Regions from separate parts of the Mus musculus genome. Here regions 2 and 3 are each linked to region 1. The links are chromatin loops, found by intact Hi-C in ENCODE. Cell type or tissue: heart. All regions are shown on one strand. Links, peaks and the distances in the headings refer to the core of each region. The heading gives the core; the rest is flanking DNA. Region 1 holds the start of Emg1 (EMG1 N1-specific pseudouridine methyltransferase). Region 2 holds the start of Ing4 (inhibitor of growth family, member 4). Region 3 holds the start of Lpcat3 (lysophosphatidylcholine acyltransferase 3).

Region 1 (10,077 bases), core at 2,516-7,515:
TTTCAAAATATTTGGGGATGTAATTTTTGGAATTAACCAAATAGTTCAAACAATGTCAGAGGCCTGAAAAATGTCAGTGGTTAAGAGATATTAATATTACTCTTACAGAGGACATGGATTTGATTTCCTACCATCCATGTCAGGTGGCCTGTAACTCCATCTCCAGGGAAACCTGAAAACTCAAGCATTCAAAGGCATGTGGTACACACACACACATGGATAATTACAAATAAATACTGTCTGTATTCATGTAATCTTATGTGCATGTGTGCCTGCATGTATGTCTGCACTCTATGTGCATAGTGCCAGAGGAGGCTAAAAGAGGACCCTGGGCCCCCTGGAACTGGAGTTACAGTTGTGAGCTACCGTGTGGGTATTAGGAATTGAACCTGTTCCTCTGGAAGAGCAGCCAGTGCTCTTAACTGCTAAGCCATCATTTCTCCAGCCCCACATAAATCTTTTTTTAAAAGAGTCAGAGTAGGAGCTGGAGACGGCTCCGTGGTTAGGAGCCTTACTGTGCTTGTTTTTCTTGCAGAGGCCCAGATGTAGGTCCCAGCACCCACTTGGTGGTTCACAACCACCCGAAACTCAGCTCCAGACAACAGGCCTGCACACACATACACATATGTAAAGATAAATTTTCAAGCCAATGTCAGAGTAAAGTACATGGTCAGAAACTAAGTCCTTTGGATACTCTTAAATGTAAAAGAGAATGAACGTGGAATGGTCCGATTTCAACCCATTATTAGGATAAAAGTGGAGGTTTTGTGCTTTTAATTTAAGATGTATCTAATTTTACACGGATGAGTATTTAGCCTGTACGATACATATGCATCATGTGCCTGCCCGGCGCCTGTGGAAGTCAAAGGTGGGCATCGGATCCTGTGGAACTGCAGTGGCACAGCTGTGAGCTGGCATGTGGAAAGAACCACAACAGAAACCATCCAAGTGCTGCACTGAGGGCAGCGGAGAGAATGGTTTGTGGAGCCTGAGTCTGTGCACTGATCGGAAACCACAAACTGGAATGACCAGAACGAAACCATTGCCAGCAGTTCTCAACAGTTCTTAGAAGTTACTAAAGAGACAGGAGAAAGTTCAAAATCTCATACTCTGTCTTCATAGAAAGAGTAAACAATCTTGAGTCTACAAACTCAAGAACAGAAATGGTTCCTAATAGATGAACAGGAAATACCCAAGTGGCATCACTCCGCTGTCACCTCTGTACTCCGACATCAGTCTGTGTGTGTGTGTGTGTGTGCGTACATCAGTCTGTGTGTGTGTATGTGTGCGTACATCAGTCTGTGTGTGTATGTGTGCGTACATCAGTCTGTGTGTGTGTATGTGTGCGAGCGTGTAGGTACAATGTGCTTACATGTGAAGGCCAGAGGTTGTTGTCTCGTCTTCCTCGATCACCTTCTATTTTCTGACCTAAGAGTTCCTCATTGAACCTGAGGTCACCAATTCAGCTACCTGGCAGGCCGCCAAGCTCTACAAACTCACCTGTCTCTTCAATGCTGGGATTACAAACTGAGCTGGGCCCCTCCCTTCTTTCCTTCCTCAAACTCAGAGATCTACCTCCCCACCTGTCTCTCAGTGCTGGGATTAAAAGCATGCCTAGCACAGCCTGGGCTTCCTACATAGGTGCTGGGGCTAGAACACAGGTCCTCATGTTTGTGGGAGCGCACGGTAAGCCCTCCACTAAGCCATCTTCTCAGTCCGTGACGTAGCAGTTCCTTGGGCTAACCTCTAATAACTGAAGCAGCACCAGGTTGTGGTGGTTCGAAGCTAGCCTGGTCTGCAAAGCAAGTTCCAGAATAGCTAGGGCTGTCTGGAGATTAAAAAAAAAAAAAAAAAAAAAAAAAAAAAGGAGTGGCACCACGAGTTGGATGTGGGAGCCCACACCTGTACTCCCAGTGTTTAGGAGCCCACCAAGTGTCAGGCCAGGATGAGGTACAGGGTGAGACCCCATCTCAGACAGAAAAATAAATCAGCAAGATACTCAATAATGAGCAGAACGTCCTCTCTCCTGTGTCTGCTTCAGGGAAACATTCCTTTTTGAGTCTGCCTTAGCCTTTCACACCTGTGTCCACTTTTAGGAAATGTTCCTTCACTGTTTGTCCCAGCAAAACACCACCCAACCAACTTTCCAAAGAACCCTTAGGTTTCCACTTGAGAAGGTGCCAGACATATGCATATATATGTGTGTACTCATATATTACACACATACATGTATAACTGTACACATACACATACATTCCTTTACATTTTATGGGCATAGGTGTCTTGCCTGAGTGACTAGTTGTGCATCACACAGGTGCAGAGCCTGTGGTGGCCAAGGGGTCATCAGACCCCCTGGAACTGAACTTCCAGACAGCTGGGAGCCATACTGTGGGTGGTGGGAACCAAAGTAGGTCCTCCACAAGAGCAAGTGCTCCTAATTGATGTCTCTCCAGCCCTGGGCTAGAAGTTTTAACATAACCTTTGACCTCTCAGGAAGTCAGCTGGAACAAGTGATACTAACTTATGTCAAGTAGCAGATATTCTCCTAAACACACACGGTAACCCCTTTACTCTGTCCAACATTACAGTTAGACTGATCTGCCGACTCGGGAACCTGTATACAGAAGGATCTAGTGTATACAGAAGGAATCTGGTGGACCTACTTTCTGAAATACAGATACTGGGGAGGTTTCCACATTTGCGAATTACTATTATCACAGGATTCCTAGTCTGATGATGTCAAAGTTAGAACTCAAAGAGTTAACAGGCACCTAGGTGTAATGGTGCAGGCCTTTAACCCCAGAACTCAGGAGGCAGAGACAAGCAGACACTAATGAGTTCCAGGCCACCCAGAGCTATTTAGTGAGACCCTGTCAACAACAATAATAAATGACAATAAGGGCTGGATAGATAAGCAGTTAAGTGCTCAGCAATTAACAGCACTGCCTGCTCTTCCAGAGGACTCCGGTTCGATTCTCAGCCCCAACATGGCAGCTCACAACTGTCTGTAACTCCAGTTCCAGTGGATCTGACATCCTACAGCAATATACATGCAGGCAAACCACCAATGCACATGGGAAAAAAAAAAAAAAAACCTTTAAACAATAATAATGATGGTGACTGATAATAGACAATCACTGAGGGAGGAATAGATCTGCCTGTAGTTAGGATGGGAATAACAACTAACTACAGAAACTTTAAATCTGATTAACTGATCACTTAATTAAAAAAAAAAAAAAAGAAGAAGAGGAAGAAGGGGAGGGCACAGAAGAGATGGCTCAGCGGTTAAGAGCACTGACTGCTCTTCCAGAGGTCCTGGTATTCAATTCCCAGCAACCACATGGTGGCTCACAACCATCTGTAATGGGATCCGTTGCCCTCTTCTGGTGTGTCTGAGGACAGCTACAGTGTACTCAGAAAAAAAATAAGTCTGGGGAAAAGAAGTCGACGGGGAGAAAACCACTTTTCTATTTGGTGTCCATGGAGGATAGACGGGAAGACTCTCACCTCGGGTTACTGGGAAACGCACTCCTCTTAAAGGACTGTCAATCCAGATCCTGTGTGGTTTAGTTAGTAAGGTACACAACCACTTTACAAAGGAAAAACAATCTTGTTTTCTCACAGTCACTAGGAAGGGGCTAAGGACCAAATTTAAGCCCAGGGCAGACCTGGCATGGTGAAATTCACCTATAAATATTCTAATATTTAGGAGGCTGAAGGTGGAGAGTTCCAAGCCAACCTGGACTGCATCCCAAGACTGCCTAAAACCACCACCCAGCAAGAGAATGTGTGTGTGTGTGTGTGTGTGTGAGAGAGAGAGACAGAGACAGAAACAGAGGGGAGCAGGAGTTTGGGAGGGAACTTCTGGGCCTACACATTGAACAAGTTTAGCTCTGAAAGGCAAGACATACAAAAGAAGGAAGGAGCCGGGCGGTGGTGGCGCACGCCTTTAATCCCAGCACTCGGGAGGCAGAGGCAGGCAGATTTCTGAGTTTGAGGCCATCGTGGTCTAAAGTGAGTTCCAGGACAGCCAGGGCTATACAGAGTAACCCTGTCTCAAAAAAACAAAAAGAAAAAAAGAAAGAAAGAAGGAAGGAAGGAGGGGGCTGGAGAGATGGCACAAACTTTCTTGTATAAGACTCAAGTTAGGTTCCTAGCACCTTCATGAGGTGGCTCATGGCCACATGCAGACTTGCATGCATAAATAAAGGTAAAGTAAATATTTAAGGGGGAGGGTAAAAAAGCAAAGACAAAGGCTTTTTAAATAATCTGATCCAGACATACTTCAGAATAGGTAAATACAGAACAAGCTGCCAGTCAAGCCCCATTTAACAAAATAAAGCATCAAGTCCTTGGTAGTAAAAGGCTGGGGAAGTCACTGGCCTTTGGAAACGTGGGAACCCTCAATAGACAATGCTTCCCTCATTTTGCATTATACATCACAGACTCCGTGATAAGTCAACTAAAAGCAAGGCGAGGGCTGAAATGAAAGTCCAGAGCAAAAGGACTACCCCCAGGATATCAACAGCCTGGAAAACTAGGTCATTCTTCCAGAGCAAATTTCAAGGCTCCGCTTTTCCATGCACTCTGCGGCCCTGGTTCCCACACAATCTGATCCATCAATTCCCTACCTCCGCACTCACTGTTCAAAACTACCTTGACTGTCTCCAGACTGGCCCCTTCCAGCACCACAATGAGCCTCCGGCCTCCGCACTTGCTTCCTGCCCCAAGCCGGAGCTTCTTAGGCGGCGTAGTCTCCCAGTCCTGCTCCTGCACTGAAAATCGCCGCTCACGAGGTTGGAAGCCACCACTGGCCGCAGACATCTTGTAGGCAGACCGGAAGTTGCACCGAAGTCCTTAAGTTAGAACTTCACGTCCGTCCTCACGGCCAACTTCCTTCGAGCTGCCATTTTGAAAGAGGGCGCTCGAAAATGGCGATGCCCGTACGGAAGCCTCTCCGGGAGGGCACACCATTCCCCCCCACCAAGAGGCGGGACTTCCGGATGCGCCATTCCTGTGCGCGGAGTTCAGGGCCGCCCGGGCGGAGGGGGGCGGGTCCGGAGGGAGGCGCACTTCCGGTGCCCTTTCTCCCGCGAGCTCTAAGGCCGCCGATCCTCGTGTGCAAGGCGAGGTCTGTAAGCTGGAGCGGGGCAGAGGCTGGCGGGCACCCCCTCCTGACCGCTGGTGCCGCCGCCGCCGCCTTCGGGAGGATCAGACATGGCCCAGAACTTGAAGGACTTAGCTGGACGCCTGCCCGCCGGGCCTCGGGGCATGGGCACGGCGCTGAAGCTGCTGCTGGGGGCCGGGGCGGTGGCCTACGGCGTCCGCGAATCCGTGTTCACCGGTGAGCAGCCTCCTTCCGCTGGCCGGACGTTGCGGTCCCCAGACCCACGGTCCTGCTATCCCCCAGGTGTCCCCGTCCCACCTACGCTGACCAGCACTCGGGCCAGTAGCCTGCCCTGACTCCCACCCCTCTCTCCGCAGTGGAAGGCGGTCATAGAGCCATCTTTTTTAATCGTATTGGTGGCGTGCAGCAGGACACGATCCTGGCCGAAGGCCTTCACTTCAGGTAATGGCGGGCAGAGCGAACAGGCCCTGACCCTTCACCCTTGACGGCTGCAGCCAGACTTAACAATTCGGAGCTGCTTTACCCCTTCCTCACGCCTGCTCTTGAGGACAGTGGCTGCCTGAAACTCCAGCAATGCATAAAGGGCTGTTCTCGACTGGGAAGAGTCCTTGTGGTCGTGGGGAGGAACAGGCCCAAGGACGAGTGGTGAGGGGAACCATCAAAATCAATAAAACTGCAGTTTCCCAACTCCTGTCCATGACCTCTCCTCTCCAGGATCCCCTGGTTCCAGTACCCCATCATCTATGACATTCGGGCCAGACCTCGAAAAATCTCCTCCCCCACAGGCTCCAAAGGTAAACGTGGGCAACTGGGAGCCTCAGGGCACGTGGGGAAACAAATGTAAAATGAGCCTGGCCAGGCTGCCAGAATTGGTTGTGTTTCTGAGGTCTTGGTTTCTACGTCTGCAAAAGAGCCATGCCTCACGGTTCAAAAAACGGTGCATTCCAGTACTTGGCATGCATGCACGTTTTAACGTTACCTTCTGCCTAGCATAAAAGGGATAAGAGTTGCCTTTCTTCCTGGCTGCCTAGGTCCAAGTCTGTTTTTAAGGCCTTTTTTTTTTTCTGTTGATTTGTTGATTACATCCACAGTACACCTTGCTCTGGAGAAAGTGCCCCCACTCTTCACTAGCTGTTGCCCTGTAGACCATAGTTAGAAGGCCTGCCTTTGAGATTCCCCAAGCCTGGGCCTCATTCCCATGTACACACCGAGGCAAGTAGCCCACAGAAGTGTGCTTCTCTGTTGCTGTTTGTGGTGTGTGTGGTTTATGCGTTTGCTAAGCCATAGGCCTTGGAAATAAAACACAGTTCTGGTTCTCAAGGCCCTAATGGCAAGGGGGAAACCCAAGATTATGCTGCTTGGTGGAATCCACTTTGGAGGAGGAGTAGCAATTTATTAAAAAAAAAAAAAAATAGCTGTACTGGTGGAAGGTCCATAGAAAAGATTCCACAGTAAACAAGGGTCTGCCTCGCCCATCCATGTTGTTCACATGCTCTGTGTTGACATGACTATCTTCCTGCTGGAGTGCTAGGCTGTACAGTAACACTAGGCATGGTGGGAAGCACTCCTAGGAGAAAGCGCTGGAAAAGGGGGAATTTGGCCTTACCCGGCGGCCACTGCTGACCTCTTCCCTCAGACCTGCAGATGGTGAACATCTCCCTGCGTGTGCTGTCCCGACCCAATGCCCAGGAGCTCCCCAGCATGTACCAGCGTCTAGGGCTGGACTATGAGGAGCGAGTGCTGCCGTCCATTGTTAATGAGGTGCTCAAGAGTGTGGTGGCCAAGTTCAATGCCTCGCAGCTGATCACCCAGCGGGCTCAGGTCTGACTCCTATCACTGTCTGCACGGCGGCAGCCTGTGTCTCTCCTTGGTCAGGGTTACTGGGTACTGAAAGAAGGTATTTCGGGATGGGGTGGGACGGATCTGTAGTTCAGTTGATATGTACTTGCCTAACATGCACAAGCCCTGGTTTTATTCTCAAGCATTGCTTAAACCAGGTGTGGCACATGCCTGTAATCCTAGCACTCGAGGTAGAGGCAAGGGGATCAGGGGTTTAAGGTTATCCTTAGCTGCATGGACTGTGGGAAAGCTGTGCTGTGACTGTGGGAAATGAGGAGAAAAACGGTAGAACCTGACACCAGTCGACCCTAAGAAGGAAGCATAGTACAGAAAGTGGCAGTATTGCCTTACATCTCCACAGAAGGTCTTCCTCCGTTAACTGGAAACTAAAGAGATGCATAAACTGAAAAGAAGAGATTAGGTCTCAGTGTGATGTGGGGCAGTCTGGTGATGCCACGGCTGTCACAGGAAGAAATGGAACCAAGTTTTTTCTAGTGAATGTTTGAGGACTTAAGTGGTGGGTTTGCTGCCCATATTCAGGAGCTCCGGTGTTCAGATGGTTACAGCAATGCCACCACCTTCCTTCCAGTTCTCTGATCCCCTCAAACCAAGCCTCCCTTCCCCTCCCGACCCATGCCCCCAGGTGTCCCTGTTGATCCGAAGAGAGCTGACAGAGCGCGCCAAGGACTTCAGCCTCATCCTGGATGATGTAGCTATCACAGAGCTGAGCTTCAGCCGAGAGTACACAGCTGCTGTAGAAGCCAAGCAAGTGGGTAAGTCCATGGAGGCAGGCACTGGTCGGGGGGCTTCTGGAGGTGGGAGGAGGGGGGCTACATGTTCTTGGGCTTCTTACACCTCACACTTAATCCACAGCCCAGCAGGAAGCCCAGCGGGCCCAGTTTTTGGTGGAGAAAGCGAAGCAGGAACAGCGACAGAAGATTGTGCAGGCTGAGGGGGAGGCGGAGGCTGCCAAGATGATATCCTTGTGTTGCACAGAGCGTGGCCTCATCCCGGGGTCAGCCTGTTTCCCATCTTCCACCATGGGCCGGTTGATGAGACCAAGGCGAATGCGACTTGGCCTACTGACTCTTTCTTGGCTTGGGAATGGGGGTTGGGGGGGGGGGGACAACTGGTGAGATCTGAAATCTTGGTGGGGGTACCTAAGGCCTGACTCCCTGCTGTAAGGCCAGATCAATAGCACTACTGGCCTTGCCCTCATGTCAGCTGCCACACAGTACTGGCAGCATCCTGTAGGGAGGCCCACAGGGGGTAGCCAACATGTGAGTAGCCATGTGAGCGCAACCTTGAATCTGACAGCCCAGGGGATTCGAGGGCAGAGGGAGCTTGCCACCAATGTAACCTGGCCCAGAAGAACCCTTAACCCTGTCTGCTCACCTTGGAGAAGCACTGAGCAAGAATCCTGGCTATATCAAGCTCCGAAAGATCCGGGCCGCCCAGAACATCTCTAAAACGGTGAGTGGAAGGCTTCACCATCCAAGGGCTGCTACACAGTCACACAGTGGCATTAGAACTGGCTTGAGTTTCTACTTAAACAATGTCTTTGGGCACCCTTCCTCCTGCAGAGTGACCGACCCCACAGTGCTCCCCGGGTTTTGTTTATGGCTGTTACAGAGCTATGACACTAAGCCTTCTTGCATCGGGTCTTTGTACTAGAGCAGGAGCCTGTTCTGTTACTGTGTCTTCCACTGGGTGGCCATTGAATCAAAGACTTGAAGCCTGTTAACACGTCTGTTCCATGTCCTGTAGATCGCCACATCACAGAACCGAATCTATCTCACAGCTGACAACCTTGTGCTGAATCTACAGGATGAAAGTTTTACTCGGTAAGAGATCCCACTGTCCAGAGAGCAAAGCACCCGTCCACTACCCTGGATCCTGGACTATCTAGTTACCAGGGCCGTGGACAGTTTCTCTGAACACCAGTCAGAAAAGTGGGTGTCAGTCTGGTTGGCAGTTCCTATCTTGCATCTTCTAGGACTGACTTTATAAAGCAAAGCAGGATGTCTTATGGGAAAGGCACTTTATAAATATCTAAATGAGAAGTGACGACTGGTAGCAATTTCACGTGAGACCCACGTTGCTGGGACCGCACAGATAGTGGCAAAGAGCCGTCCTCACTGGGGAGTGCGGGTCTGGAGCAGCTGAGCCTGTAGCTGACTAACGATTTATTTCTCTTTTCACATATTTCCTGCTCACTTCATGGCATGCTGGTTGCAGGGGAAGGTAAGTGGCTGCCTCCTTGCTATGGGGTCCTGGGGGCCATCTGCTTCCTGGACCTGCCCCTACACCCCCTTTCTCCCCATTGTCAGGCCTTTATTTAGGAAGAAGCTGTGGTTTGGGGTGTTGTGCACCTCACACTTACATCCCCGATAATAGGAATGTTCCCTTTGTTCTCCAGTGACAGCCTCATTAAGGGTAAGAAATGAGTGTGGACATCAAGAACCCCACCACCAGAGAAGTTGGCACACTTGTCCAGCTTGGAGGAGCCAGCTCGGGGGTCAAGCACAGCCCACCCTGCCCCAGGCATCATGTGATGGACTTTTCTGTATCTGCCCTCTTGGATTAAGGAAGACTGAGACCAGCCCTTTCAGAGGCTTTCCTCCTTCCTGTGTTGGCTGGGAAGCGGGGTGGGACAATGTGATTTCTCCGTGATTTCCTACAGCCTTGAGCCTCTCCCAGAGTGGGGGAGATAACCACCATGCCAGGAATTCTCAATAAAATTTTTATTACTTAAAGCCAAAAATTTTGTGTCTGAGTGTGTACGTAGATTGCGCGAAGACATTGATCACACTGGGACTCGGCCAGCAGAGGGCACAAGCAGTCTGGCCTGTAGCATTCGGACTGCCGCCGGGTCCTCAACAGGACCTAAGCTGGGAGCAGCCGATCTCAGGCCCAACTACACCTTCACCCCACCCGCAGGTCTACCAAATGAACCCACAGACTTAATGACATCTTTTTAAAAGCTGAAGCAGCTGAGGCTTTGCTGAGCCAAACTAAAAACGTGATGACCCCAGGGGGAGCTGCTTCCTTGGTAACCAGCTCCTGGTTAGCTCCGGGAGATGGCGTGTTCCTCCCAAGGGTTTCCGTGT
Region 2 (10,077 bases), core at 1,921-6,920, 330 kb after region 1:
CACAACAAAGATAAACCCTTCAAGTGCCACAACTGTCACCGAGCATATACAGACGCAGCCTCTCTCGAGGCTCACTTATCTACACACACAGTGAAACACGCCAAGGTTTATACCTGCACAATCTGCAGTCGGGCATATACATCAGTAAGTATTGTGTGTCTCGTCGTCTCCCTCCCACCCCCATCTCTCTTAAGACAGCAGTCCACTGTGTCTTTACTTGATGGAGTCTGTGGGTGACTGGCTTGGCATCTGCTTTCCCCTGTTCTCAGTTACTAGAGTCAGCATTCAGAGATAATTAGTGCCATAAGCAGTGACTCTTCATTCTAGATTTCAGGTATTTTCTATGAGATTCTAGAACAAGGTTGTAATGGCTTCACTCAGAGGTCTTTGAGAGAAATAGGTTTCTGTCTGCCAACTCAGCGTCCGCCGTGACTTCTAAAGGTTCTGTTCCTTTTTGCCCCACTCCAGAACATCTCTTCGTAGACAGACACTACAGAGTAAGAGCCCAGGTTGAGACTTGCAGGTTGTCTTTTTCCCTTTCTTTTATCTTAACTTCTTTTCATACCCATCTCCCTCAGGAAACATACCTTATGAAACATATGCGCAAACACAACCCTCCTGATCTTCAACAGCAAGTGCAAGCAGCGGCAGCAGCAGCAGCGGTGGCCCAGGCCCAGGCCCAGGCTCAGGCCCAAGCTCAAGCCCAGGCCCAAGCTCAAGCCCAGGCCCAAGCTCAAGCCCAGGCCCAGGCCCAGGCCCAGGCCCAGGCTTCACAGGCGTCACAGCAGCAGCAGCAGCAGCAGCCACCGCCACAACCACCACACTTCCAGTCCCCTGGGGCAGCTCCCCAGGGAGGGGGTGGTGGGGACAGCAACCCGAACCCTCCACCCCAGTGTTCCTTTGACTTGACCCCCTATAAGCCGGCAGAGCATCATAAAGACATCTGCCTCACTGTCACCACCAGCACCATCCAGGTGGAGCACCTGGCCAGCTCTTAGAGATCCGTACTGCCATCCATCGGAACGGGGAGAAGTCCTGGTCCCTCCTTTGTCAACTCTTCTTGGTGGGAAAGTTCTCTTCTTCCTTGACAAGTCCTGTCTCCAGCTCCTTGGGTCTCAGGCATGGCTTTTCTTCGCAAGATAACCATCCTTATTCTCAGCTGCTCCTGATTGGCCAAGGAATCCTGAGCTGATAGTGTTATCCAACAGCCCCCATCCAGGCAGAGCTTTTAAAACTGGGGCTTGGTGCTTGAGAGAAGGATCCGCTGGGAGCTCACACATCTTATCCAGTGTGGGGCGCTTACCTTTCTCTCTCTTCATCCTCAAAGTTGAGGTTGATGGAAGACTAGTGGCTGGCCCTCCCAGATAACAGAGAAGGAAGCTCTAAATGCCACCAGCCTTCCGTTCTATGCTTACCTGTAAAAGAACAGATTTTGCACGTGGCCTGACCCCTGTGAGCCATTTTCTTCCCCTTCCGTGGTCTCACTTTATATTGGGTGATGACTATACCTTTTTATTTGTAAGGGGGCAATAGCTGATTCATGGTTGCCAAGGTGCCAGAGATTCCCCGGTGACCAAGGGTGGCTTAAGAGTATGAGTTATTTTTCCTTAACAGCCTCCTTCCTTCTCTGCCAACCAAGGGCCTATATACTCAGTCTCGCTATCCCAGTCCAAGGAGCTCTGGGAGCTGTGGTAGCTGTGTTCTCTGCAATACCATTCGGTCTTTTGCAGAGAAGGGAGAATTCAGGGCACACACAGGACTGGACTTAGCCTCCCTAGGTGCCACGGTCAGATGCCGGACATGGATTTATATATAAATATATATATATAAATATATATATATATACCTGCTCATCACGGCCATCTTTGTTGTAACCATTTCTGTGTTTATAAATGCATTATCTCTGAGAATTTTCATATTGATGTTTTATTTTTGTCTTATTTTTTTTTCTCCACCTTGTCCTCTGGCCATGGCATTTTAATTTTCTTTTGACTTTTAATTTTTTTAATCATGGGAGATTTCAGATAAAATAATCAGGAATTATACAGTTGTTATAAAGCAATTTAAAAATGAAAATCTTATGTACAAACTAAGGGGTGTTTTTAGACCATTGTATAGAAATAAATTCATGTTTAAGGATGAGAGGCAGTGAGCTACTGTGTAAGCTAGCGTGGGGAAGGCTATCTGGGGAGCTCTCCAGGCCAGCAGGAAGAATTTAGACTGGAGAGGGTGAAGAACAGATGCTAGGCTCATAAGCCACCGGATGTGTTATTCCGAAGCCATTGCCAGTTTAGGAACAGTTGTATACATGTCCTATCGTGGGACTGCCTACATATGTGAGACAAGGTTACATTTAACAAAACGGCTATATTCTTTCCCCTTTGCCACCCCCACACCGCAAAAAATAAAAAAAGCCAAGCCGTGGTGCACGACTTTGCTCAGGAGGGAGAGGTGGTTGGATCTCTAAGAGGCCAGCCTGGTCTAGTTTCAAGTTCTAAGACTGCCAGGACTACACAGAGATCTTTTGTCTCTTGCCAGGTATGGTAGGGGCACAGACATGTATGGCCTCTTGAAAGGAACCCCCAACCCCATATTATCCAAATTCTACTGGGCACTGTGTACGTATACATAGTGTCTCATTAGACTGCAGTGCAAAGGTTTCCAGTGATGGAAACTATAACCAGCTACTGGGTTTAAGATGGAAGAAAATGCCAAATGCAGTGAGCTTCCCATGATAATAATGGTTATCATGTTCACCTAAAATGGAAGACCATTGTGCTGGACAGAGCAGAACAAGAAACTTAAGAAACTTCTCACAGTCTACCATGAAAGGATTCGGCTAATTTCCCAAGACTGCTTCATGAAGATTAAATCCTTCATACAGTACTGAAAAGATTGGCAAATGTTCTCCTATCTGAGACCTAGCCAGCTGTCACTACTTGGTGATGTGGATAAAGAAGTCTCATTTAATTTGGGACTGGGCATCCAGGACAGTAGTACCTCAGTATTGTTGGTTAGCTGCCTGGTGCACTTTCCACTCACCAACTATGGAGAGTTTGACAAACCTGTTCTCATCACAAGGATTGCAATCAGCTCCTCCTTTGTGGGTGAACATCCATTTCCACTTTTGCGCAATGATAATGTCTGTTATTCTCATTGTATAGGAAAAAGCCGGCCGAGTCAGTTATCCGACAGCATGCTCTTAGATTAGAATGGAGTCCACATCCTGCTGTCCTGCTTTAGCAACTGCTCAGCAGGAAACTTGGGCTTATTGGGTATAAAAGAGCTCAAATTTTATCTTACAAGTATGGGGTCTAACTACTGTGAAGGGTATATCAACTTGAGGCGACACCTATCTGCTAGAATCTACCACCAATACTAAGAGGTTTGAGTTCTCTTTCCCTAAGAGCAGCAACCTGACAGGTTTTGACTAGGGTGAAGGCTGCTATCTAGCATATACTTTGATGACCCAGTCTTTTCAGTACATAAGTCCATTACAAAACACAAACATGGATCTCCATATCGCACGCCTTTAATCCCAGCATTAGTGAGGCAGAGGAAGGTCTCTTGGAGTTCGAGAACAGCGAGGGCTACACAAAGAAACTTGTAAGTGATGAGAGATGCAAAGGGTTAAATTTGCAAAGCCTGACAACTTCTGAAGAAAGCATCTGCCTCCGAGACTATTCTACTTAAGCTGGGACGTTGGTGGCCAGATTCATAATTAGAAAAGCAAAACAGCTCGATTCCCTACTTGTTGAAAGCGATTATTTGCAAAATATAACTACACATAATAGATTCCCCCATTTACCAAACATTCCTAGTTTTGGAGGGAAAAAAGTTTGCTAGAGAATGCAAAATGGCGACTTCGCGTGACGTCATGCCTGTCGCAGACACATATTGCCGCCTTATTAAGGGCGGAAGCCAGGCTAAATCAGCCTCGCTGTAGATGACCGTGAATAGGCGCAAAAAAAAAAAAAAAAAAGTTCAGTTTCCGGCGGATGTATCCGAGGCAGATAGTTTAGTAAGGGCGGAAGTTCAGGTACGGAAAAGGTGTAATCCAAGAATGGTTACAGCGCCTGTCGTGTATCAGTCACTTCCGGGGAAGATCGGAAGTTGCTTTGTTTTGCTTCAAGATGGCTGCTGGGATGTATTTGGAACATTATCTGGACAGTAAGAGCCAACTGGAGAAGGGGGTCATGGGCCATAGAGTGGTGTAGAGGGTCCAGGTTGACAGACTTCATGGCCCCGAGGTTCTGGTAGCCTGAAGATCACAGGAAAAGGGTTCCGTGGGAAGATTTATTCGAGGGGGAAGAGGGAGGGGGCGGGGCAGTGGGCTTAGAGGCCTCGCTCAAGATCTGGACGAGGGAAGGGCTGCTCCGTGGGATCAGGGCTGGGCTTTAAAGGGTTAGGGGTAGCAGGAAAGTAGTTGCTGACTCAGTTCTTGAGGGTAGATTTTTTTTCCCCCCTAAGTTGTGCAGCGTCGTTACTTACGCACTGCCATTTGGAGCAGCTGCAGATATTCGACCTAATTCCTTTAGTCATTTATATCTCAAAAGTTGCTCCTCATTAAGCTTGCTGGGTGGAATAGAGCGACCACTGAGTTGATCGCTGAAATGCTTTACTTTATGAGCAAAATCCAGTTCTCAAAAAATGAGGAATATGTCTGTCTGTCTGTCTCCTCGCCTCCCTGGTCTTCCCCCTCCCCCGTCGTGTGTGTGTGTATGTGTGTATAGAGACTGGGAAGTGAGAAATCGGCTGGGGATATATTAGACTTTTAGGCAACTCTTAACCTGGGCATCTTAAAATAGAGCATTGATTTTAATAAAAGAAAGTAACTGATCAAATAATGGTAGCAGTCCAAATCAGAAGTGCAGACCTGGTCTTAGAGAATGACAGAAAGTTTTAGATATTAAACATGGCACACCTTTAATCCCAGCACTTGGGAGGCAGAGGCGGGCGGATTTCTAAGTTCGTGGCCAGCCAGGTCTACAGTTTGTTCCAGGACAGCCAGAGCTACACAGAGAAGCCCTGTCTCAAAAACAAACAAACAAAAAAAGATATTGAACATGGCAAGATTGATTGAATGACTTTGCGATTGAGAGAGAAGGAAAATCCAAGGTGAATTCTGCTTGGAAAATAAACTATCTAATCAGCAGTGTAGGAGATTCTGGAGTAATAACAATACATTAGTCTTTGCCTTAGAAATAGGCATTCAATCTGACAGTGAGATTATTCAGGAAAAAACTTCAGACAGTAAAAAAGACACTGAGCTCAAGAAAGCAGCATTTAAAGGATAAGATGTAGTGGTTCACGCCTTTAATTCCAGCACTCGGGAGGCAGAGGCAGGCGGATTTCTGAGTTCAAGGCCAGTCTAGTCTACAAAGTGAGTTCCAGGACAGCCAAGGCTACACAGAGAAACCCTGTCTCGGGAGAAAAAAAAATGTCGATGCTGGCAATACCAGAAGGCCTCTGACCTAGTATTCACTGCTAGGAGGAAGTAAGTTACTTGAACGAGAAGGTGGTGCCGACTGCCTCGGGAAAGATGAGTCATCTGATTTGGTAATCTGTTGTGACTAGTAATCCTAGTGAACTGCTGTCACAGACTTAAGAAGCCCCCTCTTGTTTTGTCTTTTCAGACAGTGTCTGATTTAGCCCAGGTTGACCTTGAACTCCAGGCCCTCCTTCTATCTCCACAGTGCTATTGATTATAAGCACCAAGCCATATTCAGTACAAACATTTTTTTACATTTGAGTTCGACTTACAGAAACACAAGTTTGGGTAGCACATACCTTTAATCCCAGCACTTGGAAAGATCTCTGAGTTTGAGACCAGCCTGGTATTATAAGGTGAGATCTCGGCCCGCCATGGCTACATAATGAAAGCCTGTCTTTATGTTTATATAGGAGATGACACTAGACCACTTGCCTAACAAGGGGCAGCCCCTGGGATTGAAGTTCAGTCTGCCCCACCACAGGGAGCGAGAGAGTGAGGTTAAGCTCTGTAGAGAAAATTTGCTTTTGTGGAGAAGCTTAACTAATAATACGTTTATTCAATTATTTATTTGACACTTTCTAAACATGAGGGGAATTTAAAATTTGATCCAGGCATGTGTCTCCTGGAAGGTTAGGGAGACATACCCAAAGTAACTATTAGTTATTTCGTTATGGTTGGATAAATACTAAAAATACTGGCTAGACTATCTCTTTTTTTTGTTTTTTTTTCATTTTGGTTTTTTTCGAGACAGGGTTTCTCTGTGTAGGCCTGGCTGTCCTGGAACTCTTTGTAGACCAGGCTGGCCTCGAACTCAGAAAACCGCCTGCCTCTGCCTCCCGAGTGTTGGGATGAAAGGCATGCGCCACCAAACCCGGCTCTAGCTAGACTATCTTGACAGCCTGTCTATGTAAGGCATTTGTCCGAGTCTGGGAAAGTCCGGTTCTGAAACTGCACTTTGAAGAATGAGAAGAAGTGGAGTGGGGGAAGCAGGTACTGTGTGGGTGGGATGAGGAAGCCAGGACTCCTGGAAAGTTGCTGACAAGTGTGAGGCGCTTAGAAGGCCAGTGTGTTATCAGAGAGAGCAAGAAGATGGCAAGGCTGAGTGAGCTAAGCCAGATAGGAAGTGTGGAACACAGCCTTAAGTTACTGGACGGTTACAGAACGCATGATGAGTGCTAAAGTTGAGAGCAAAGAAGATGGAGGTTGAAGCTAAAAGAGAGAAAGCTGGTTTATAGAATAAGGTCACCAAATAAGAAGAGGTTAGGAGGCTTGCAGAGACAGGAGGCTAGCTGAAAAAGAGGTTTCCCCTTTTGAGAAAGGGTGAATGAATCCTGTCACAAATAAATCCCTCATTTCAGGCTGGGCATGGAGCTCAGTTGGTAGAATGACTGCCTGGCATGCAAGGGCCCTGAGGTTTGATCCCCAACACTGTATACAGCTGGCATAGGACTATTAACACTGGACTATTAGGAGCCAACACATGACAAGAATCAGAATTTTATTGTTGGTCATCGTTGGCTACAAAGCAAGTTTGAGGCCAGCCTGGCCTACAGAGACCCTGTCCAAAAAAAAAAAAAAAAAAAAAAAACTTAAAAAAAGAAACAAACAAACAAAAGCAAGAAAAAACTCCAGTTTCAGATGAGGGGAAAACTGAATCACACTCCATTTTATATATATATGCATATATATTTTTTTTTAAGTTTTTTGTATTATTATACATAAGTACACTGTAGCTGTCTTCAGACGCACCAGAAGAGGGCATCAGATCTCATTAGGGATGGCTGTGAGCCACCATGTGGTTGCTGGGATTTGAACTCAGGACCTTTGGAAGAGCAGTCGGTGCTCTTAACCATTGAGCCATCTCTCCAGCCCCCCTTTTTTTTTTCAAAATACTGAATTGCACTTTAGAAAAGTATTTTTTTAAAGATTTATTTATTATATATATTTGAATATATATATATATTATTACTTATTATATGTAAGTACACTGTAGCTGTCTTCAGACACTCCAGAAGAGGGCGTCAGATCTTGTTACAGATGGTTGTGAGCCACCATGTGGTTGCTGGGATTTGAACTCCAGACCTTCGGAAGAGCAGTCGGGTGCTCTTACCCACTGAGCCATCTCACCAGCCCTAGAAAAGTATTTTAGTTAATTATTTTTTATTACCTATCCATCAATCATGGGAATGGGTATGTATGTGTGTGTATGCATGAATGCATGTCCCCTTGTAACTCAGAAACATTGTATCCCCAGAGCTGGAGCTATAGGGACTTGTAAGCCACTCAGTCTGGGTGCAGGGAACCAAACTCTGGACTCTGGAAGAACAGCCAGTGCTCCTGTCTGCCGAGCATCTCTGCAGCCCCTGAACTTTACTTTTGTCTATTTTCCTATTCTTTGTTTTGTCTTTTAAAACAATTATCTTATGTAACTAGGTGGCTCCAGATTCCCTATGTGGCCGAGCCTGACTTGAGTCATAATTCCCCTGCCTCTTCCTTTTGTTTCCAGCCTGAACTTCATTTTCAAAGGAGCCTTCAGTCGGCTAGGGTTGTAGATCAGGGGCAGCACGCTTGCCTAGCATACGCAAAGCCCTGGGTTCTATCCACAGCATCGCAGAAACAGTAAACAAAAGGTTAAATAGAAAGATGGCCGCAGCAAGCTGAGGTCTAGCTTAGTGGTAGAGCACTTGCCACAACTTAGGTGTACTGCAGTAACTATTTCTGTCTCTTCCCAGGTATTGAAAACCTCCCGTTTGAATTACAGAGAAACTTTCAGCTCATGAGGGACCTAGACCAAAGGACAGAGGGTACGTACAGAATAATAGGCTTTTCTTGATCACTGTGTGGTTTCCTGCTTTCTGCTACCGTACCATCTGGTGAACTGTGACTTACTTGGGGGAGGGAGGTGTGTATGCACGTATGTATGTATGTATGAATGTTCTGCCCATATGTATATCTATGTATCATGTGTGTGCCTGGTACACAGAGACCAGAAGACAGTATCAGATCTCCTGGAACTGGAGCTATAAAGATGGTTGTGAGCCACCATGTGGGTACTGGGCTCCAAACCCAGGTCCTCTGCAAGAAAACAGCCAGTGTTCTTAACCACTGAGCCATCTCTCCACCTTGACTTTCATGGACTCCTTAAAAGAAGATAATGGCCATCCTTTTCTACTTTTCCATATCAAATGAAGGATTGAGATAATACCTCAAGAATTCAGTGATGCTGAGCTGGCGAAACAGTTCAGTGGGTAAAGGTGTTTGCTACCAGGCCTGATGCCCTGAGTTTGATCCCCAGGACCCACACAGTAGAAGGAGAGAACCTCCCAGAAGTTGGTCCTGTGACCACAACCTGTGGGCCATTGTACACGTTCATCCACACACATACAAACTATGCACAAAATAAACAAGGTTCAGGGGTGTTACAGTTTTTGTACCTCTTTCCTCAAGACTAGAAGATACGAAGCCTAGACGTTGCTCCTGGTTTTGTTTTTTGCTTTTGCGTGAACGCAAGGTATGCCTCATTGCAGTGTTTGCTATCACCAAATCCACAGCACTTGAGGCTACATACGCCTGCATGGATGGCTGCTGGCAACTTTGCCAAGAAGCTATTACAAAGAAAGGGCAGGGCATGGTAGCATAGGCAGGTAGATCTTGGTGAGTTCGAGGCCAGCCTGTTGTACATATTGAGTTTCAGGCCAGCAAGGGCTATATGGTGGGACCCTGTTGGGGGGAAAAAAATCTGAGGTCATCCTTGTACATCTGGCACATACCCAGAGTTTGAGGTCTGCCTTGGCTACATGAGACCTTTTCCCCAAAAAACTAAAGAAATAAAAGTAACCAATAACAACAAAAGGGAAAGGAATAAAACAAAATGCATCAGGTAACATCAGAAGTGCTCTACTGTATTCCTCAACTCATAGACACATTGGATGTCATAACTCATAGGCGGTTAGAATCAGCTGGATTTTTCAGTCCTTGTACTCGGGGCTGAGTTGGCTCTCCTGAGGTGCCTGCCCTCTGGCGCCTGAGGAGCGCTTCACTGCAGAGCTCAGGCTGCTCTGCTCCGGAGGTAAGGTTCATTTTGAAGGTGTCCTCATACCCACTGAAGGATAGATATGTCTTATGTTCCATCCTAGGTAGCCATGTTCAAAGACCTAGCAAGCTAGGCTGTGAAGCCATGTCTTTTTTTTTTTTTTTTTTTTTTTTTAAAGATTTATTTATTTATTGGATGTAAGTACACTGTAGCTGTCTTCAGACACACCAGAAGAGGGCGTCAGATCTCGTTACAGATGGTTGTGAGCCACCATGTGGTTGCTGGGATTTGAACTCCGGACCTTTGGAAGAGCAGTCGGGTGCTCTTACCCACTGAGCCATCTCACCAGTCCATGAAGCCATGTCTTAAGTTGCTCTGGCTAAGTGTCTTCATGGGTATCACCTAACACTCTGGACATCTGCCTCTGACAGCTGTCTGCGAGACAGTTAGAATCGGCTGGATTTCTTTTCAATGTTGTTCTAACTCTTGATTCTGTGTATAGAGACCAGCTGGAAATTACAGAATTGTATATTTTTCTCACTTCTAAAGG
Region 3 (10,077 bases), core at 5,078-10,077, 49 kb before region 1:
GTCTACAGAGTGACTTTAAAGAACCTGTCTCAAAAAGTATTTTTTTTTAATGCCAGGGATGGTGATGCTGGCATTTGGGAGGCAAATGCAGGAGGATCAGGAGTTCATGGCTATCCTGGGCTACATAGTAAGTTTGAGGCCAACCTGCTGAACTACGTGCACCCAAACCAAAGAAAAAGCAGAGTCGTGAGCATTAGGTTATTTAAGCAGTAACCTTGACCTCCGGGGTTTTAAAACCCTGAAGGTTTATTTGTTGTTCAAGATAAGTCTGATGCCAGCTGGGTGTTTTGTCCCTCTTACAGCTGCGCCACACAAACCAGGTGGCTTTTGTAAGGTGAGAGGAGACAGAAAGTGGAAAGCACACTGACCCTTTACCATAAGCTTGGCTTAGAAACAATACACTTCAATCTTGCTTACAGTCACGGCCAGAACTGGTTACCTGGCCTAACCACAAGGACGCAGAGGACATGTGTGGAAAGAAGAGAACAGCTGTCCCAGAGATTGTATTTCAGAAGTCTGATAGGGAGGAAAAGAAGAAGGGCAGTAACTTGAGAGGAAGGGGGAGGGGTGTCTTCCAGGATAGAAGCCCCTGAAGATGATACCAGAGAACAAAGCGTCAGTTGGGCTGGCGTTCTTCGGTTTAACTGCATTTCCCCGAGACTCATATGTTAATATGTAATGATCAGTGTGCTCATATTAAGAGGCTGGAGGCTGAAGATGTGGCTCATTTGACGGAGTGCTTGCCTCACAAACAGGAAGCCCTGGGTCCAGTCCTCACCACCAACCAGGCATGGTGTTACAGGGCTGTAATCCTAGCAGTGAGGAAGAAGTAGAGGCTTAAGGATCAGGAGTTCAAGGTTATCCCAGGCCATGGTATATTGAGTTCTAGGCCAGTGTGGGCTGCAAGAGACTCTCGGGTTGGACCTGTTGGAAATGACTAAATCCTGAAGCGGAACACAGAAATGTAGCTCAGTTTGTTTGTCCAAGATGTATAAAGCTCTAGATTCAATTGCCAACATCACATAAAACCAGGCATAGTCTCACCTCCCCCTCCCTCTCCCCCTCCCTCTCTTTGTCTCTCACTCTCTCCCTCTTTCCCTTTCCTTCTCCTCTCCCCCTTCTTCTCTCCCTCTATTTCTATCTCCCTACTTTCCACACCCACCACTCCTTCCTTCCTTCCTTCCTTCTTTCTCCTTCTTCACCGTGCTTAGATGTTTGGAGAATATCCCTGAGTAGCCCAGGCTGGCCTGGAATCCACAGCCCTCATCCTGCCTAAGGCCTGACATGTACAGGAGCCTGGTTTGCTTTTTTCTGTATCAACTGTGTGTAGCCCAGGCTGGCCCTTCAGCCTCTATTTCACCAGTGCTTGAACTGCAGGAGTTTTGCCACCATAACAAGCTCCAGTTTTATTAATATTTTTAAGATGTATTTATTTCATGTATATGAGTACACTGCCACTGTCAAACACACTAGAAGAGGGCAGAGGATCCCATTACAGATGGTTGTGAGCCACCATGTGGTTGCTGGGAATTGAACTCAAGACCTCTGAAAGGGTAGTCAGTGCTCTTAGCCTCTGAGCCATCTCTCCAGCCCTAGTTTTATTAATTTTAAGATTTATTTTTTATTTTTATTTGTGTGTACGGGTGTCTGTTCCATACGGTGCTGACAGAAGCCAGATAGGGCCTAAGATCCTCTCAAGCTGGAGTTACAGGGGACCGACTGTGAGCAGCTTGACTAGGTTCTGGGAATAGAACTTGAATCCTCTGCCAAAAAAGGAAATGGTCATAGCCCTGGCTGTCCTGGACCTTGACCTGTAGACCAGGCTGGCCTCAAACTCAGAGATCGACCTGCCTCTGCCTCCTGGGTGCTGACAGTTTTATAGGCGTATTACCACCACTGCAAATGGTCTATCTGCTGGACCATCTCTCCACAATCCCTAATTTTTTTAAATTTAACTTAATTTTATTTATCTGGGGTTTGGTTTTGTTTTATTTAGAAACTTGAGACAAGTTTCCATGTATATCCCAAGCTGGACTTGAACTCAGAATGTAGCATAAGCTAGTTTCAAACTCTCAGCAATCCTCCTGTCTCGGTCTTCCAAATGCTAGAATTAAGGACATGTATCAACACACTTAACTTCATCTTTGTATTTTAAGGATCAATATCTAATGTAGTAAGTTCTTAATGAAGGTGTTTAATTATAAGGTAAACTAACCAGCTGCTTGCTCTGGGGAGCACTCTCTTAAAGAAGGTGATCACTCACACACACACACACACACACACACACACACACACACACACACATTAGGAATCCCACAGGAACACCAAACTACTCAGCCGTAACTCTGACTTTTTTGCCAACTTGTGAGACCCTTTTCCTCCCACTGGGTTGACTCATCCAGCCTTGATGTGACAATATGTGCCTAGTCTTATTTAGCTTGTTATCTAGTATTTAGTTGAAGTCCCTGGGAGGAGCAGAGGTGGATCTGAGGAAGAGGGGACATGAGGGAGAAAGACCTGGACAGGACTGCAGCCATATGAGAAAAGCATTTAAAAAAAAAAAAAAAAAAAAAGGAAGAGAGGCCGGGTGGTGGTGATGCACGCCTTTAATCCCAGAACTTGGGAGGCAGAGGGGGAAGCTCTCAAGCTCTCTCTCTCTCTCTCTCTCTCTCTCTCTCTCTCTCTCTCTCTCTCTCTAAGTTTGAAGCCAGCCTGCTGGCCTACAGAGCAAGTTCCAGGACAGCTGGGGCTAGAGGAGGAGGAGGAGGAAGAGGAGGAAGAGGAGGAGAAAGAGAGGACATAAAACATAAAATCAGTTATAGTGTCTTGACCAGCAATTTTTTAAAGATATATTTATTTATTTTATGTATGAGTACACTGTAGCTGTCCTCAGACACACCAGAAGAAGGCATCAGATTCCATTACAGATGGAATTATGTGGTTGCTGGGAATTGAACTCAGGATCTCTGGAGGAGCAGTCAGTGCTCTTAACCTCTGAGCCATCTCTCCAGCTGGTCAGAGGACATGTAGTCTGTATTGCATATATGTTGAGTGTAAATAGATATGGTCAGAGGACATGTAGTCTGTATTGCATGTATGTATGAGTAGCACATGTTCTATTGTTTCGATATATTTGTACAGTAGATCTCAGTTAAGTTTTCAAAAAATATATTTTATGTAAATGGGTGCTTATTTTGAATGTATCATTGTATACTACTTGTGTGCCTGGTACCCTGAGAGGCCAGAAGAGGGCATCGGATCCCCCTGGAACTGTAGTTACCGCATGGGTGCTGAAAATCAAACTGGGGTCTTCTGGAAAACAGTAGCCAGTTCTCCTAACTGCTGAGCCATCGCTCCAGTCCTGCAGTTAAGCTCTTATAAAGTTTGGAAGCCCAAGTCCAAGAGAAACTCTCATTGTTGGTTAAGGAAGCAGCCCACTGTGGTACTGGTCTGCTGAGGAGACACAGGGAAACCTTGTCTCAAAAGAAAGACAAACAAAAAAAAAAAGATAGTAGTGCCTGACTCCTGCTTTCAGAGCCATTGCAACACACTGAACTCCACAGGCAGAGCCACGCAAGGGAAAGCTGGCCAGACCCTGGGTGACTCCAGCCCTCCCTGAGGAAAAAGACCAAACACTGACACGGGAGAGGCTAAAATGCCAAAGTGGCATCCTTTGCACACTTTGTGCAAACTCCCAAAGGAGGCTCCAGAAGCAACACCTAAACCTCAGTCAGTGCCTCAGAGTTCTCCAAAAAGTACCTGAAGAAGTGGGGGCTCACCTCTGCCAAAGAGGGCGGGCGTGGCAAGAGAGGGAGGGCCAGCCGCCTTTGTTCTGCATACTGCAACCACATCAAAGAACAGTTCTGCCTATCCACTGTGGGCGAGGAACTGGGAGAGGTGGAATGCCCACCACAGGAACTCCAGGAAGCTAAGGATACTACTGTCTACAGAGGTAAAGTAATTGTTGGTGCCTCAGAAAAGAAAAGCACCAAGTGTGAAATAAGAAAAGAAAGAAAGACCAACAGGAGAAGAAGGTGTGGTGGTGGTGGTGGTGGTGGTGGTCGCTGCGGCAGTGATGGACAGGCTCAGTTCTTTTTTTCACTTTTTTGGGTGTTTTGGTTTTTCGAGACAGGGTTTCTCTGTATAGCCCTGGCTGTCCTAGAACTCACTTTGTAGACCAGGCTGGCCTTGAACTCAGAAATCCGCCTGCCTCTGCCTCCCAAATGCTGGGATTAAAGGCGTGTGCCACCACGCCCGGCTCAGATACGCTCAGTTCTAACACAGTTATTTCTTCTTTCCTATAGAGTACATAATTCCTCTCTACACAACTCACTAGTTTTAAGAAAAAAAAAAAAAAAGAGTTGAAATGACTTTTTTTTCTCTGTGTGTAGCCCTGGCTGTCCTAGAACTGGCTCTGTAGACCAGGCTGGTCTTGCCCGAGTGCTGCAACTAAAGATGTGTGCCACCACTGTCTGGCAAATGACTTTTTAAAAAAATGTCTTAATTAGGGTTTCTATTGTGATAAAACAAAACAACCCAAACAAAAAAAAACGGCCATGACCAGAGCAGCTTGAAGGGGAAAGGGGTTATTTGTCTTCCACTTCCAAGAAACTCAAGGCAGGGCAGGAACTCAAGGTAGGAACCTGAGGCAAAATACAGCAGCAGAGGCTCAACCTGCCTTCTTCTGTAATCCATTACCACCTGCCCACGCATGTTCCTTTAATCCCAGCACTCAGGAGGCAGCCGCGGGAAGATCTTTTGAGTGCCAGGCCAACATGTTCTACATAGGGAGTTCCAGACCAGCCAGGACTACACAGTGACACCCTGTCTTAAACCAGATAATAATAAAGTTAAAAAGTCAGATATGAGGACTCACTTCCATAATCCTAGCATTCCTGTGTCAGAATGGGATGTAGAGACAGAGGGATGGGCCGGAAGCTCACATATGCAGCCCTTGCGAGTCTGAGTCAGGAGAATCAAAGTTCAAAGCCAGCCTGAGCTGTAGAGTTCCAAAGTTCCAAGCCATCCTGGACTAGACCAGGTTGGCCTTAAACTCACAGAAATCCTCCTGCCTCAGCTTCTGTAGTGCTGGAATTAAAGGCTTACACCACCATGCCCTGCTCACCTTTAAAAAAAATTATTAGTGTATGTGGATGAGTGTGTGTGTGTGTGTGATGTATGTATGTTTGAATGTGGGGACAGGCATGTCATGATACATGTGTAAAACTCAGAGGACAACTTTTAGGAACTGGTTCTCTCTTCCTATCTTGAGTCCCAGCAATCAAAGTCCAGAGTCAGCCAGGCATTTACAGCAAGCACCGCCCCCCGGCCCCCCGCAACCTGCTGCGCCATCCCACTGCTGTGCCCAGTACCACACCTTTAAACAGAACTACCTTGCCGGGCGGTGGTGGTGCACGCCTTTAATCCCAGCACTTGGGAGGCAGAGGCAGGTGGATTTCTGAGTTCGAGGCCAGCCTGGTCTACAAAGTGAGTTCCAGGACAGCCAGGGCTACACAGAGAAACCCTGTCTCGAAAAACCAAAAAAAAAAGAAAAAAAAAAAAAAAACTACCTGGTGATGAATATTCACATCAGTCAAGTGATTGTCTAAGATCTTCAGTCTCACATGAAGAAGGGGATGACATCAGAAAGGGATACATTTGGCTCTCTGTGCAGGCCAGTGGTTCTCAACCTGTGGCTCTCAACCTCTCTAGCAACCCTCTATCTCCAAAAAATATTTGCATGATGATTCATAACAGTAGCAAAATTACAGTTATGAAGTAGTAACAAATATAATTTTAGGGTTGGAGGATCACTACAGCATGAGGAAGTATATTAAAGGGTTGCAGCATTAGGCTGAGAGCCACTGGTCTAGGTTATGCCTAGATTAGAAAATCTTAATCCAGGAAGGTTGTAGTCTGCACTTTTCAGGAAGAGTAAAGCAGTTCATATTTAAAAAGAATGGCAGTGCTGGCAGGCTGGCTCTGTGGTTAAGAGAGAATATTGCTCTTGCAGAGGGCCTGCATTCAATTCCCAGCACCCATATCACACCATTCACAATTTCCTGTAACACCCAGACACCGGGGATAGGAAATCTTCATCTACACACCACCCACAGAGGCACAACCCTATTATTAAAAATAAAGCATTTTAAATTAAAATTTAATTAATTAAAATAATTGCGAGCCAGAGAGATAGCTCAGCGCGTTACAGCACTTGCCAGCACTGAGTTCAATCGTCAAAATCCACATGGCAAAAGACAGAGCAGTCTCCTGAAAGTTGTCTTCTGGCCTTCATGTGTGTTCTGTGGCAAAAACTAGCCCTTCCTCCAACATACCCCAATATATACACAAATAAATGTAAAAAAAAATGCCTTTAAGTATAAATAAAAGGACATATGAAAAGGCAGGAGACATAGCTCAGTGGTCCAATGCTTCCTTAGCACACGTAAAGCCTACGTTCAATTTCCCAGTAAAAAAAAAAAGGGGGGGGGGGGGCTGGAAAAAAGTATAAAATGCCATGGAAGTGTAAGCCATAGCTGAACTTTTTAGGACAAGAACTTGTGAACCCCTTTGTTACACACCCCATACACTGTCACTTTCCCTGGGGTCAATCAGTGGGAAGTGACACTGCATAGGAGGAAAGGGCTCCTATTTTGCTTCATGCCTCTAGTGCTTGAACTTTCATCAGGAACATACATTACTTAAGCCGTGACAAAACTAGCCTAACTGTTAATTAAAGCGGCAAGTGTTAAGTAGGCTCTTTTTAATATAAATAGGCAGATCCTAATTTCATTGCCTCCGGAGAGAAGGTCCGTTTTACTATAGAAAGGGAACTCTGCATAAGGACTAGGGTTGTAGCTCCGGCAGGAGAGCGTGCACGCGGCACCGGTTCGAGTCCCAGTACTTGAACAACCGAAAAGGACCTGCATCGGGAAGAGCTACGTAGCATTAAAGGGTGTTCTTGGGCCCCTGGGCTCCCCCAGAGCCTTCAGGAAAGGGCTGGGAATGCAGGACCCTCGCTCTCCCCCCCTCCCCCGCCCCCGAGGAGACACCGTTAGGGGGCGCTCGTGGGGTGACAGCAGACATTCGCTCCGCTCCGTTACATGCCCCAGTAACCCCAGCGCCGGCGACCGAGAGTAACCTCGCGGTCTGGTGACGCCCCCGCCCCCCCCCGCCCCCCCCCCGCCCCGACTCTCGCCTGCTCCTGTCTCAACCAATGGGAAGGCAGCGAGCAAGCCGGCCGGACACCCGTCCGACCCACTCCTGCCCGGAGCCGTCCGGACCGAGTTGTACTGTCACCTCGCCTCGCGCTCCCGCCTGCTCCAATAGCAGCTGGGTCGCGATCGCAAGCCCCGCCCCGCCCCGCCGGCCCGGCCCGTTTCCCTTCCTCACGGGAGTCACCTTTGCCTTACAAACGCTCGGCCCCGCCCTCTTCCTACCTTGCTGCGCTCGGCCCCGCCCCCGGCTGGCTCGACCAATAATCGGGTGGGTCTAGAGGCTCTGGGCGGGCCCGCAGCCAATGCGCACGCCGTGGGCGGGCCCCCGGCCGGAATTGGGGGTGAAGCCACCGCGTTCTGCCCACATTCGGGGCGCGGAGCTGGGGGTCCCCGGGGGGCGCCCGCAGTTAAGATGGCGTCTACAGCGGACGGGGACATGGGAGAGACGCTGGAGCAGATGCGGGGGCTGTGGCCGGGTGTCGAGGATCTGAGCCTTAACAAGTTGGCGACGTCTCTGGGCGCGTCGGAACAGGCGCTGCGGCTCATCTTCTCCATCTTCCTGGGTAAGGACCCTCCTGCCTGCCTCTGCCCCCTCGTGGAGTCCCAAGGAAATGGGCAGAATGGGGTCTGGGGACAGGACCTGTCTGTCTGCCCCGAACCTGGGACCCAGGAGGGCTTGGGGGTGCGGGTCATCAAGCACACCAGCCAGCTATCGAAGGGAAGACAAGTCTGGTCTCAAGTCTGGGGGCCCGTACCCTCTGAACCTCTTCCCATTTTCTTTGGCCCATACTGTGCCCTTTGGCTCCTCAGTCACCTCCCGCCTTGTCATCGATATGCCGGACTGTGCCCTTGCGACCTATGTCTGTCTGTGGCTCTCAAGAGTTCGACTGTGGCCATGAGTACTACTTATTTGTTATTAACAGCTCCCATCATGCGCTCTCCTTACGAGAGGCATAGGCCCTCGAACTTAAGATATTTTAGCCCTACGGGCCTCCTCTGCCCGATTATTTCATACTATGTCTTCTCGGTCTATTTTGTGTATTGCCAACGTATAGTGTACTTTCATCTCTTTTCTGTCCACTTTCTAGTATTTTCTTGTACCATATTGCTTTCCCCCTTAGCCGCCCACCTGTCATTTACTCTGGAATACATTCTTACACTGGGCTTGGGAAACAGCACTATTAACAACCTTAAAAACTCCATGCTTGTTCCAAGGGACTATTATTCATATGGTTCAAAGGATGTGATGTACCTGAATTTATGTCGCAACAAGCTGTGTTATATATTATATATATATTTTATAGTCTTTTAAAAACCGCACTCTTCGAGGTTTTTTAATACATGAGGTAACGTGGTATGATGGAAAAAGTGTGGACTTTGAAGTTAAAGGAGTCCCACTCTTTACCGTTTGTGAGTAGCAACCACTCTTGTCGCTACTCACAAACGGTAAGACCCCCCAGGCAAGCCATTTAACTGCTCCGCATCTAATTCTCTTATGAGATGAAGACAGCCGTGCTTAGCATTGGATCGCTGTAAAGTCCGGTAAGAATTCTTAGGTCAAGATCAGTGATCAGAGACTCGATTCAGTAGGTTTTTAAGTCCTTGGAACTTTTGGGGAAGGCTGCATAACTTTAACCTGAGAGAGGCGTAAGTAGAGGGTTAACTGTAGGAAGTTTGAGATAAATTGGGTGTGGTGACTTATGCCTTTGCGGCTCAGTGCCCTGGGACTAAGGCAAGAGAACTGTGAGTTTGAGCCTGGGCTAATGGTTTGAGACCCTATTTTTAAAAAGGGGGGGGGGAGGACTGGAGAGATGGCTCAGCAGGTAAGAGCACTGACTACTCTTCTGAAGGTCCTGAGTTCAAATTCCAGCAACCACATGGTGGCTCACAATCATCTGTGATGAGATCTGACACCCTCTTCTGGAGCGTACTTACATATAATAAATAAATAAATAAATAAATAAATAAATAAATAAATAAATAAATGGAAAAAGTTTGAGACAATTGGGCTGAGAAGAATAAATAAAAGAAAAAAAAAGTTGGAGACAATTGGGCTGGGAAGAGTTTAAATTCGAGAAAGAAATGTGGAAGTTATCCTGGAGTCAGCTGAGACATGGACACATAATCACCAGAGGGTGTGGATCCAATCTACAGGATGACTGGAACTTTAATCCATACTGAAACAACCTTGGCTAAAACCATTGTTATTTCATATCATACCAAGGTGATCTTCCTTTGCTCTGATAAAAGTTTTGCTCTTCCTTGGTGGGATCCTAAGATTTTAGAGGTGGAGGGACCTTAGGTTCCGTGGCTGGCTCAATACAGTGTCACTCAAACATCACCCAAATTTATCAGCATCCCACATCTCTGGCTTTATGTACCACCGCAGCTTTGAGCTTGCAACTCTTTGAACCTTGCTTCTGACCCAGTTTGTTGGCGTTGGCGTTGGGGTTGGCAATTAAGAACGCTTGCTGTTCATTAGGTAGGAGGTTTCACATCTGTGTACTGGAAGTCTAAGACGGGAAGCAGTGCATCGTCAGGTCGGCCTGTTAAGTGGAAGTAAGGTTGGAATTAGGACTTGGAATTGTCTTTTGCGTGCTGACATCAAATACCGCCTGGCACTGCTGCTATGCGATGTCACAAAAGTAAGCCTGACGAGGAAATCATCTTCCCCATGTCCCACCCCCCCCCTCCTTTCCTCTTCTGCCATGGCGACACATAATCAGAGTAATAAGTACATGGAACAACAGTCCCTTTTCCAAGCCTTCTGGCCTGTCCATACTATCATTCCCATGGCCACCTTCTCCATCACACATATGCTGTTTCCTCTGGTCCTTTGTAGGATTTCTCATTTTCAAAT

What was found. A loop is a pair of places that touch in the nucleus more often than their neighbours do. Peaks named below come from ENCODE experiments on the same cell type or tissue, not always from the same donor. Only the 100,000 strongest peaks of a DNase experiment are listed, where the experiment ranks them.
Region 2: it touches region 1 in a loop (8-fold over the local background); 10 of 42 quality-filtered maps call a loop at or near these places.
Region 3: a loop joins it to region 1, with 3 times the contacts of the local background. A loop is called at or near these places in 13 of 42 quality-filtered maps.

What each region holds. Positions count from the first base shown.
Region 1 is chr6:124,707,220-124,717,296 of GRCm38, forward strand. It overlaps Emg1 (EMG1 N1-specific pseudouridine methyltransferase), which reads right to left and starts at 4,959. Exons shown (of 6, transcript NM_013536.2): 1 at 4,657-4,959. The coding sequence starts at 4,824. It overlaps Phb2 (prohibitin 2), which reads left to right and starts at 5,070. Exons shown (of 10, transcript NM_007531.2): 1 at 5,070-5,344; 2 at 5,485-5,569; 3 at 5,843-5,922; 4 at 6,765-6,949; 5 at 7,611-7,740; 6 at 7,841-7,944; 7 at 8,363-8,440; 8 at 8,735-8,811; 9 at 9,206-9,211; 10 at 9,387-9,726. The coding sequence starts at 5,218. The coding sequence ends at 9,414. LOC115490496 (a small nucleolar RNA gene) reads left to right here and starts at 8,013; the gene lies at 8,013-8,283. In heart, for the core only: a CTCF peak has its summit at 5,032; DNase peaks (open chromatin) are centred at 4,972 and 7,019; H3K4me3 peaks cover 3,603 bases; H3K27ac peaks cover 2,061 bases.
Region 2 is chr6:125,035,728-125,045,804 of GRCm38, forward strand. It overlaps Zfp384 (zinc finger protein 384), which reads left to right. Exons shown (of 12, transcript NM_001372420.1): 11 at 1-144; 12 at 579-2,142. The coding sequence ends at 998. It overlaps Ing4 (inhibitor of growth family, member 4), which reads left to right and starts at 4,121. Exons shown (of 8, transcript NM_133345.2): 1 at 4,121-4,170; 2 at 8,227-8,298. The coding sequence starts at 4,134. All of the region lies in intron 1 of 4930557K07Rik (RIKEN cDNA 4930557K07 gene), which reads right to left. In heart, for the core only: no CTCF peak of the experiment used is centred there; a DNase peak (open chromatin) is centred at 4,064; H3K4me3 peaks cover 2,129 bases; H3K27ac peaks cover 1,822 bases.
Region 3 is chr6:124,655,580-124,665,656 of GRCm38, forward strand. Lpcat3 (lysophosphatidylcholine acyltransferase 3) reads left to right here and starts at 7,525. Exons shown (of 13, transcript NM_145130.2): 1 at 7,525-7,780. The coding sequence starts at 7,630. In heart, for the core only: CTCF peaks have their summits at 6,999 and 7,820 (motif pointing left); a DNase peak (open chromatin) is centred at 7,302; H3K4me3 peaks cover 2,276 bases; H3K27ac peaks cover 1,606 bases.